Regions from separate parts of the Homo sapiens genome. Here region 1 is linked to region 2. The links are chromatin loops, found by intact Hi-C in ENCODE. Cell type or tissue: MCF 10A. All regions are shown on one strand. Links, peaks and the distances in the headings refer to the core of each region. The heading gives the core; the rest is flanking DNA.

Region 1 (5,379 bases), core at 210-5,209, 48 kb before region 2:
ACTCAGGAGGCTGAGGCATGAGAATTGCTTGGACCTGGGGGCAGAGGCTGCAGTGAGTGGAGATCACACCACTGCACTCCAGCCTGGGCGAAAGAGTGAGACCCTGTCTTAAAAAAAAAAAAGTTCATTTGGGGCTGGACACTAGGGCTCACACCTATAATCCTAGCACTTTGGGAGTCCAAGGCAGGAAGATCGCTAGAGGCCAGGAATTTGAGAACAGCCTGGGCTGCAGAGCGAGATCCTATGAGGCATGATTGTACCACTCCATTCCAGCCTTGATGACACAGCAAGACTCTGTCTCAAAAAACTTGAGTTATTTGAGATAACTCAAGTTATTACTAATTACTTGCAGCTGGCAGGGAGGTAGGAACATGGATGGAGTCTCCAGAACAGTTGGGAAGAGGGCGTGTCCGCTCTCTGTGCCACTAAAACGCAGCCACAGAACTTCATTGGCATACACCAACACACATTTATTCAGCTCATGAGTCTATGGGGTTCATCTGATCTGGGTTGGGCTTGGCTGGTCTTGACTGAGATCACTTATCTATCTAGGAGTTCAGTAGCTATTGGCTGATCTAGGGTGGCCTTAGCTGAGTGTAGTGATGCACACCTGTGGTCTCAGCTATGAAGGAGGCTGAGGTGGGAGGATCACTTGGGCTCAGGAGTTGAGGCTGCAGTGAGCTATGATCATGCCACTGCATCATCCAGCCTGGGTGATGAAACAAGACCTTGTCTCCATAAAAAAAGAAGACCATTAATTAATCAATTAATCAATCTACCATAGAAAATATCTTGTAAAAACCAACTTTGAAAATGGACTTGTTGAGTGAGCTTTTTTTTTTTCTTTAAACAGAGTTTTGCTCTGTTGCCCAGGCTGGAGTGCAGTGGCACGATCTCGGCTCACTGCAACCTCTGCCTCCCAGGTTCAAGCAATTCTCTTGCCTCAGCCTCCCAAGTAGCTGGAATTACAGGTGTGTTCCACCATAACCGGCTAATTTTTATATTTTAGTAGAGACAGGGCTTCACCATGTTGGCCAGGCTGATCTCAAACTCCTGACCTCAAGTGATCCACCCACCTTGGCCTCCCAAAGTGCTGGGATTACAGGAGTGAATCACCGCACCCGGCCAGGCTGTTCTAATATCTCACGATTGCAGTTCATGCTGTCTGTGCCTAGCCCCAGGACACATATGCAGAGGGACGTGGGAGTGGGCTTGCTGAGTGGAAAACACCAAATCCACCATAGTGGTCACCTCCGATGGTGAGGAGGGCCATTAGTGGGTCCTTGAGAGAATGTAATTGTTTGATGGGTGTTGATTTCATCATTTCTGTCCTTCTTTGTATGTCCAAAATGCGTTGTTCATAATTTAAAAATGCCTGAATACACTCTGGCTTTGAATCGGCCCAGATACAACCCTTTTCTGGCTCTGCTTTACTGTTTTTACTTGTTAAGAGTTTTTCTCAAGCATGCTGGAGTGACTGATGCCTCCAAGAAGCACATACTAAAGAAATACCGAATTCGTTTTCTGCAAAGTTAGCAAAACCATCAATTTTTAAAAAGTGTTGTTTAATCTGTGGCCAACAGAAAGTTTTTCTCTGACTTTAGGTTTTTTTCTTTCTCCCCAGCTTTAAAAAAAATCCATTTTCAGAAAAGTGACTTATATAAACAGTCCCCACCTCGGAGAATTCCAGGATATGCTTTATCCACTGGGCACTAAAACCAAGAAAACTGATCTGGGTCATTTCAGGCTTCCATCCTTTGTTATTTCAAGTCAATAAAAATAGTTGGGAGGAAGGTGACTCAGGATCTGGCTTGCTCTGTCTTCTTGATTAAAATAATGGCAGATTAATTTGGCTTATTTGATTCCTTTTTATCTCTTTATTATTCTTGCTGGAAATTAGATAAAATGACCATTATTCCTTTCTCACCTCCAATCAGTTGACTTAGAGCAAAAAAAAATTATTTTCACCAGATTGATGTGATTGCACACAAGATTTCTGAATTAGATAGCCCTAGTTTTCCCTCACTTCCTCACCAAAAATTCCACCCATGAAGGTATATTTCAAAAATAGAAAGTGAACACAATGACCATGTGAGTTTCCATTAAGAAGAAAGAGGGCTATGATTCAGCGGTTGTGCAGGCACTGATTACCTAATCAAGGCCGTAACAACTGCTGCTATTTAGAGGTGATACCCTGAATCATAAAAAATTTTCTCTTTTGATGTTCCCTCTACTTTAGAAATCTCAGAGTGTTTTAAAATATATATGAGAACCTCAGGTACTTCTATCAATAGTAATCAACAGTCTGTCTTTACTCAGTAGAAATAATATGTAAAAAATACTAATAGCTAAAATTCATAAAGCCCATCATATGTGTGAATTACTGTTACAGTTTTCATGGATTTATATACAGAAAGGCTCTGCTCCTCATGCAGAGATAAAGGCCATCAGAAGATCAAATAAGTTAGAAGAAGGAGGCAAAATACATCCATATTCTTCCAGAAAAGAGAAAAGACAAAAATTATCAGCTGTTTTTGAGTGGCTTGGAATTAGAAACGATCCTGGTTCTTCTGCTTCAGAGCAAAACAATAAGAAAAGATAGGTGAGGAGCCACCAGCGTGGATGCTTTCAGAATCTAAATTCAAATGATACTTTTTCTCTAGCAAATCACCAGGTTCTGACATGACTGACTGTGATTCTTGGCAGAGGATCAAACCTTCTGCTATGAAACCCCAGTGAGAGGTGAAATCCCAGGGCAAAACCCCAGTGTGGGGCTACAAAAAGAAAATTGGTTCCCCTCCGGGAGGGCCAGGGTCTGGCTTTGAGCAAGGCAAGCCAGGCACCTAGGGCGCCAGATTTGAAGAGAAGTAGGTAACTCACTCTCATGGCTGTGCAAGGGCTGACCTGCAGAATTGTTCCAAGTCCGACTCTGAGTGCCAGCAAAGTGAAGTTTCCCTAAAGTATTAAACCTGGAGATCCCAGGGGTGGAGATGAAGCTGAGCCTGGGTCTGGAAAGTGCTTGGTGGTGGGGGCATCAGTACAAGGGCACTTCTGGCATCTCCCGTTCATCTCAAATGGGCCTGCATAGGGAAAGTTATTACAAAGTCCATTCTCAGCCAGGTGCGGCGGCTGATACCTGTAATTCTAGCACTTTGGGAGGCCAAGGCAGGAGGATTGCTCAAGCCCAGGAGTTTGAGACTAGCCTAGGGAACATAGCGAGACCTCATCTCTACAAAAAGTAAAAAAAGTAGCCAGACATGGTGATGCATGCCTGTAGTCCCAGCTCCTCAGGAGGCTGAGGTCATAGGATTGCTTGAACCTGGGAGGTCAAGGCTGCAGTGAGCTGTGTTGCACCACTGCACTCCAGCCTGGGCAACAGAGCAAGACCCTGTCTCAAAACAAAAAAAAAGCCTATTCTCAATAATCCAAGGGTAAAACAATGAGATAAAGCAATACCTTTATAAAGCAATACCTTTCATTGCAAGGAGGGAGTAAAATTGCTAGTGTGTATGTGGAGTAAAACAGAGTAACTCTATCAGTTAAGACTTTTATAGGATTACAGTGGCTCATGCCTGTAATCCCAGTGCTTTGGGAGGCCAAGGCAGGCGGATCACCTGTGGTCAGGAGTTCAAGACCAGTCTGGCCAGCATGGCAAAACCCCGTCTCTACTAAAAAAATACAAAAAAATTATCTGGGCATGGTGGCGTGCACTTGCAATCCCAGCTACTCAGGAGGCCGAGGCAGAATATCACTTGAACCCAAGAGAAAGAGGTTTCAGTGAGCCGAGATCATGCCACTGTACTCCAGCCTGGGTGACAGAGTGAGACTACATATCAGAAAAGAAAAAAAAGACTTAAAAAAAAATGTAACCCTGAAGAAGGCCAACTTAAGCTGCTGTAAGAGAGAAAAGGGAATGTATTAATTCATGCAACTGAGATGTCCAGGAAGGGAGTTGACTTTAGGGTGCAAGGCTGAGCTCCTACTGGGCCTTTCTGTAGCTGACTCACCCCTGGGCTCTTCCTATGGCAGGATGGCCAGGCAGTTCAGGGGCTCAAACAAGAAAACTGGGTTGACCTTCACTGGGCCCCTGCCAATCACTGTGGCAGGTGATGGAGAAAGACCAAGACACTTGTGAGTGGGTAGGGGACAAGATGTCCCTAAAGGAGAATTGGGGACTGTCACAAAATACAGTGAATGACTGGTGGGGAGCAAAAAGCCGCAAAAGGCCTCTGCAATAGGAGAACAAATGACAGGTCAAATCTGGCTCTTCACAAACTACTTAAATGCCGCCATTGGCTGTACTGAATGCCAAGAAAACACATTTTCTGATACCGGCTACCTCCAAGTTGGTGGGCTGGGGAGATTTTTGTGTGAGAAATGTTTTTAATTGTATCTTCTTGCTGAAGCATCTAAAACCTGCCAGAGAGGAGTGACAAACATTCAGTTACCCTGCCTGCTGCTTCCTCTTTTACACAAGTATATCATCACTTCATTTCAGGAAGGGCAAACACTTTTGTGTTAGAAAATTGCCTGATAAAAGGGCTTCCTCCATTCACTAACCTCTTGGCAGAATTGTGACCGCAGACCTATGGAAAGCATGCAGAGGAAGTGGCGTTTGAATGCCACCCTGCTTAAGGGTTTTCATGCACTCACAGAAAATCCCCAGACCAAAGCCCTAAGTCATCTCTACTTACCCAGAGACACAAACAGGCCTTTCCACTCTCCTTAATGCTAATGCTTTGGAAACACTGAAGCTTCCTGCAACACTTTTTGATCATTCACTTTCCAAAATCTGAATCAACACTTCTAAGGTAACAAAGGGCATCTGCGGGTTCTTTTTGGCTTTGGACAAAGTGCAACTTCAGCTACTAGTTTCAAAAAGAAAAGTTCTAGTGCTTTTTGCCTGAAATATGTAACTAAATGGTTGTTAAACCTACAGTAACTTATTAGAAAAATAGAAGTAAACCATTTATAGCAAAATAAATTCTGGAGATGGTAAGGAATGAAATGTAAAAACAAATCTTTTTTTAAAACTAGAAATACATGTGGGCAACTTTGTTTAAAAGCACAGTAAGTTACAGTCTGACGACAAACGAGAAAAATATTTGCAGTAGATGTGATAGACCACATGTGTCTATTTCTAGTGTATATCGACCTTAAACATCTTGATAAGAAAATCACCAAATTTCTAATAGAAAAATGGGCAAAGGTTTTAGTGATCTATTGTACTACATGGTGACCACAGTTAATAAAAATGTATAGTTTAAAATTGCTAAAAGAATAGGTTTTTAATGACCTCTCCATGCACAAAAAAATGCTAAGTTGTTGAGGTAATGGATATATTAATTAGCTTGAGTGAATCTTTCCAACAATGTACAC
Region 2 (5,379 bases), core at 101-5,100:
ATGCCACTACATTCCAGTCTGGGCAACAGAGCAAGACACTATCTCTTAAAAAAAATAATAAAAGTAAAAAGTAAATAAAAAGAAACAAAATTTGCCCAATAGAAAATATTTATGATGACGATTCCTTCCCAGCTTATCAATTTTTTTCTCAAATAAATTTTTGACCCAGAATGGCTATAATAAAAAAAGATATAAAAACCAGTGTTAGCAAGGAGGAGAAACAGTAGAAATGCTTATATACAAATGGTGGAAGTAAATGTTACTACAGTCATTTTAGAAAATTATTTGTTAGAAAACTAAACATCTGAGCCAAGCATTTTTGGCAGAATTCTGAACATGTACTCATCTATGGAAATGTACTAAAATGTTCACAGCAGCACAGTTCATATTAACCTCTGCCTGGGGCTCAGCACACAATACCCTGAAGTATGGCCCCTTGGCGTGCTGAGTACTCTGAACTGAAGGAGACTGGAGGGGCCTCAGAAGCAAAGCCTCTGACCTCCTCCTGCCCTTGTTCTCCTCTCCCTTTCCTCCCGCAAGCCATGTCATAGAAACCAGGATTCCTCTTTTCCTGAAGTGGGTCATAGAAACTAGAACTCCTTTCCCCCAAGGCAAGCCACAAAAGCTAGAAAGGACACTCTCTGATACGCCTCCTCTGAAGGTAGGCCATAAGACCCTCTTCCAAGAGGGATCCTGCTTGGATCTAGGAGGAAGAAATGCTGTATACACAGAGGCCAATAATATGAACAAACATTTTAAAAATCTTAAATAACTGTAAAAAATTAAAAGATAAAAAATAAATGATAAATCTAAGAAAAAAATTAAAGGCCAGTTGCATTGTAATCCCAGCACTTCGGGAGGCCAAGGTGAGAAGATTGCTTGAGGCCAAGAGTTGGAGACAAGCCTGGCCAACATGGTAAAACCCCCGTCTCTACTAAAAATACAAAAATTAGCCGGGTGTGGTGGTGCACTCCTGTAATTCCAGCTTCTTGGGAGGCTGAGGCACAAGAATCACTTGAACCCTGGAGGTAGAGGTTGCAGTGAGCCTAGATCGCGCCACTGTACTCCAGCCTGGGTGACAGAGCAAGACTGTCTCAAAAAAAAAAAAAAAAAAAAGAAAGAAAGAAAGAAAGAAAAGGAAAGGAAAAAAACGGAAAGAACCTGAACAAGTAAAGGGTCTTTGCTGGGTTCTCCCACTCCATCCCTTTTATTATCATTGGACTTTTTGTCCAATCACGCTTCTCCACAACTATCCACTTCTTTATTCGGACTTAGCATACAAAACAGGGCAAAATGAAACAGTTTTCCCTGGGGTTTGGGTCTTCACTTCTGAAGTCTCCCATATCATGTAAAACTTGGATAAACATATGTGTTATACTTTTTCTCTTGCTGGCCTGTCTTTTGGTAGAAGAGTGTCAGCCACAACCCTTGTGATGAGTGAGGAAAAGGCATTACCTTGTCATCCCCTGCACCCCAAACTGGGAAGGATCCAAATACTCAGCAAGAGTAGAATGCATAAATAAATTATGGTGCTGTCATAGAGTAGAATACTGTGTTATACAGCAATAAAGCTGTTCCTCTATAATTGGTGCACATTTCTGTATTATGCTGTAGCTCAATAAGAGGTTTATTAAAAAGGAATATCTGATCAATATTTGTTTCTGTTTTCAAAACATTAAAAAAATTCTCTGTGTCTTTAAACTCTATTTTTTTTTAATTAATAGCAATGTAATTGGTCCATCTATCCTTGCTCAACTCAGCATGTACCAAACCCAGCAAGAGTGAAGCCAGGGCTTGGCATGGTCTGGGCGTGTCCCTTCTAGATGCTAGCAGGATTCCTTCCAGGTTATGTTGCAAGCAACATTGCCTCATTAAATACTTGTACTGATGGGGATATCAAAGCTTGCACTCCAAAATGGAAACCGAGCTACAATTGCAATCGAATTTTGAGAAAATGTAGTTTTTGAACACAGTGGGGATGAACAAGAGGGGCTCAGACCAGAGGGTATTTTCTTATACTCCCTGAAAAGGAGGTGTCAGATCACCACTATAGCAATCATCACCATAATTAGCTGAGACTTCCTCTTTAGTGGTTGCTCAACACCTTCATTTGACTCTGCTGCTCACTCTAGCTGCCTGGGAGTTGGTGCCGGCATTTCGCAACACAGCCGGTCCTTGCCTACCAACCGCACTGTCTGCCAAGCCAAGAAGGTGGAGAAACTGCAGGTTCATGTTACAGGCTGAGCCAGGGGAGGTTTCTGAGCCCTCTCTAGCACTTGGCCTAAGCCTCCAGACTTCTCTGTCATACCCCAATGGTGCCAAATATCCAGAAACTAGCTTCCTAAAGTGGCTTTAACAAAAATCAACTTTATTGAGGTTTCATTTAATGCAATAAACAGCATCCATGTTGTAATGGGTATGATTTCGTGAGTTTTGGGAAGATAAACATAAATCCATGGCCATAATCAAAATCATGGACGCAATCGAATCACAAAGCATGTCTTTCCTCCCTAAAATTTTCTCAAACCCCACTGCAAACCCCCACCTCATCATCACTGTAGACTAGTTCACATTTTCTAGAATAAACTGGCTTTTGGATAAATGAGGGTGGGGATGTGCCAACCTAAGCATGTTTCACATATGCACACACATGTGTATAGACGTACTTCTTTCTTGGAAGGGAGTCCCTTCCTGCAGCTCATGCCAAGGCAGACAGCCCTAGGTGGCTTCAGAGCATATCCTGTGACCTCCTGGACATAGGGTTGCAACAGGATGGGGCACCTGACCCAGCACCTTGCAAGGAGGGTTGACCGGAGTGCTCTGCAGGGGCAGAAGTTCTGAGTCAGCTCAAGTGGGGACACAGAGATATTCAGGGGCTAGGATGGTGGGTGGTGGCGGTAACTGCGGAGCAACAGGGGCAAAAGTGGCTGAGCCCTGAAACGGAGTTCTCGCTGTGCTGGAGGCTGGAGCTGGAGATCAAGGTGTTGTCGGCGGGGTTGGCTTCTCGTTGGGCAGGGTGGCTTCCTCTCAGGCCTCTCTCATTGGCTTGCAGGTGGCCATCTGCTCCATGTGTCTGCACACGCTTTTCCTCCTGCAAGTGCCTGTGTCCTCATCTCCTCTTCTCCTAAGGACACCAGTCACATTGGAGTAGGAACTGCCCGTGTGACCTCGTTTTACCTTTATTACCTGTTTAAAGGCCTTAACTCCTAAGAAGGTCACATTCTGAGTTTCTGGGGGCTAGCATATCAAAATATGAATTTGTGGGGCACACGATTCAGTCCAGCATCCATAAAGGTGGCGGATGGGTGAACTCCTCCTGTTGTGGGCTGGGGGTTCAATGTCTCCTCAATGGAACTGAGCCCCTGGGATCAGGAACTGCTCTTGGTCCCAGACAGGAGTCCTGAATTTCAGTCCCTGTGAGGCCTCCCTCAGCACAACTGTCTGTGAGTTCCTAATTTTCCTGTTGCTTTTGTTCCTCATCTTTTCTTGGCATAAACCCCTGTTACCTGAGGATGACCCAACTGAGTAGCTGTTCCCAGGAGGTAAAATTATAAAGCCCGTTGGATTATAGCATCTATGGCCTAATTACAAATAGAAAGCAGGGAGAAGGGGTGAGAAGTGAATTCTTGGCCTAGTGGGAGAGGAAAGAAGTGGCTAACCCCTTTCCTTTTACTAGTCATAAAAACCTTTTTTGTTGTTGTTCTGGCAATCAAGGTAACAATAAAATAAGACAATTATTACCAAGAGGTATTCCCTATGCCCATTTAAATCGGTGCTCATAAACTTGTCTTGGGCATACAGGCCAGAAGTGCCTCATGTGTTTTTTGATAAAACGTCCTCCCGAGGGCAGGCAGAAATAGCAGAGCACAGGCTCCGCTCTGTGGGGTCATGGGTTTCAGAGCAGCTGATAGGGGAATTTGCTAGGCTCCGCACTTTCCTAATATAACCTGCCAAGTTTTCTCAGCAAAGTAGGCTTCTGGCCCAAAGGAATGAGATAAAGGCAAGTTCTTAAAGAAAAAGGATTCAAAAACCATAGCATCCAACGATGAAACAGGAAAGTGTTTCTACCGTGTGGAGGAGGTAGAAGTTCACATGGCAGGATGTACTTTTTATTTATGCCTCGTAAGTCAAACAGAACACAAAAAAGATTTGGGAAAGTGTTATTGCCAAAGAGCGACATTTTTATGAGGAAAGAAAGTTCAAGGGTTAACTCTTTTCCAGTTAGTTTATGCAGAGGCTGCAAACACATGGTCTTGAGGGCCAGAGCTCACCCACAGACAGGTTTTGTTAGCTTGTCCTGCAATATATTTAAAAATGTGTATAGATCTGAATAAGTTACCAAACTTTAAAAATTAGATTTTTTGCAAGTATCTACATTTCTGATTTTCCTTCAGCAACGGGAAGACCTGGCAATGCTGGGTTCCATGAGGCACTAACCCCAGTGAGCTGAGCAGTGGCCACACCCTCCCAGCATACCTGATCCCCACCCCACCCTACCCCTTCCTGTGACTGGGCTGAATATAAGTTGCCAATTATCAACCCACTTGCTATGTTATTTTACTTACAGGGAAGAGGGAAATAAAGTTTACACCCACATGCCCCCACCAAGAGGGAAAATGATACAGAAACCCATGTGTTTCAAGAAAAATAGGCAAATGCATGTTTCTTTTAGAAGCAAAGGCCATCATGCCTGCTTAATATGACATATATTGCTCTGTCCAGTTTGTACCCAGGCATTACCTGGCTGCATCCTAAAGACAGCTGTATTTGTATTCCCAGAGCCTTAAGTCCAGTACTTTACTAACCATGTCAAGCCGTTGTTGAAGACATACACAGCTAAGCCATCTGGACAAGAGTAAGAAGATTATAGGCTTAAAAGCTACCTATGGTCCCTCCCCATACCCTTCAGTCTCCATGCACTATGATCCTCCACTTATAGACTGGGCTCCACGTGAGACCATCCTCAGTTTTTAGCCTCTGATTTCTCATCCTCTGCAAAGCTGAGCTCACGTGTTTGTCAGGAAAAAGCATTTGTCAGAAACCTCGTGTAGGCAACGGGGTCTTCTTGCAGGACAGGGTGTTTTGTCATTTCCTGCGTCTGTGGGATCAGCAGATTGGACAGAACTGTTGTTCTGGAACATTCATATCAAAGTCTCTGAAGGGAATTGAAGTGTTAAGATTGTCAACATTAGTTACCATGCAGCATCAGCCTGGGGCTTCGTTCATTCTGGAGCTGGGCTGCAACTGCCTGCTTATTCTTATTACATCCAATTCCAGCTAAGAATATGATGACCACCTCGGCAGCTAAAAGACTAGGTTATATCAGTATCCAAGACTTTCTTGATAAAAGTTAGAAAACCATTAGCATTTTTTGAACAT

Evidence for each region. A loop is a pair of places that touch in the nucleus more often than their neighbours do. Peaks named below come from ENCODE experiments on the same cell type or tissue, not always from the same donor. Only the 100,000 strongest peaks of a DNase experiment are listed, where the experiment ranks them.
Region 1: it touches region 2 in a loop (3-fold over the local background); 9 of 110 quality-filtered maps call a loop at or near these places.

Annotation. Positions count from the first base shown.
Region 1 is chr20:20,730,063-20,735,441 of GRCh38, forward strand. All of the region lies in intron 1 of LOC105372555 (a long non-coding RNA gene), which reads left to right. Among named protein-coding and RNA genes, the nearest start is that of RALGAPA2, 20 kb to the left of the region's middle. In MCF 10A, for the core only: no CTCF peak of the experiment used is centred there; DNase peaks (open chromatin) are centred at 2,129 and 2,709.
Region 2 is chr20:20,778,484-20,783,862 of GRCh38, forward strand. No RefSeq gene overlaps it. Among named protein-coding and RNA genes, the nearest start is that of RALGAPA2, 69 kb to the left of the region's middle. In MCF 10A, for the core only: no CTCF peak of the experiment used is centred there; DNase peaks (open chromatin) are centred at 1,828 and 2,158.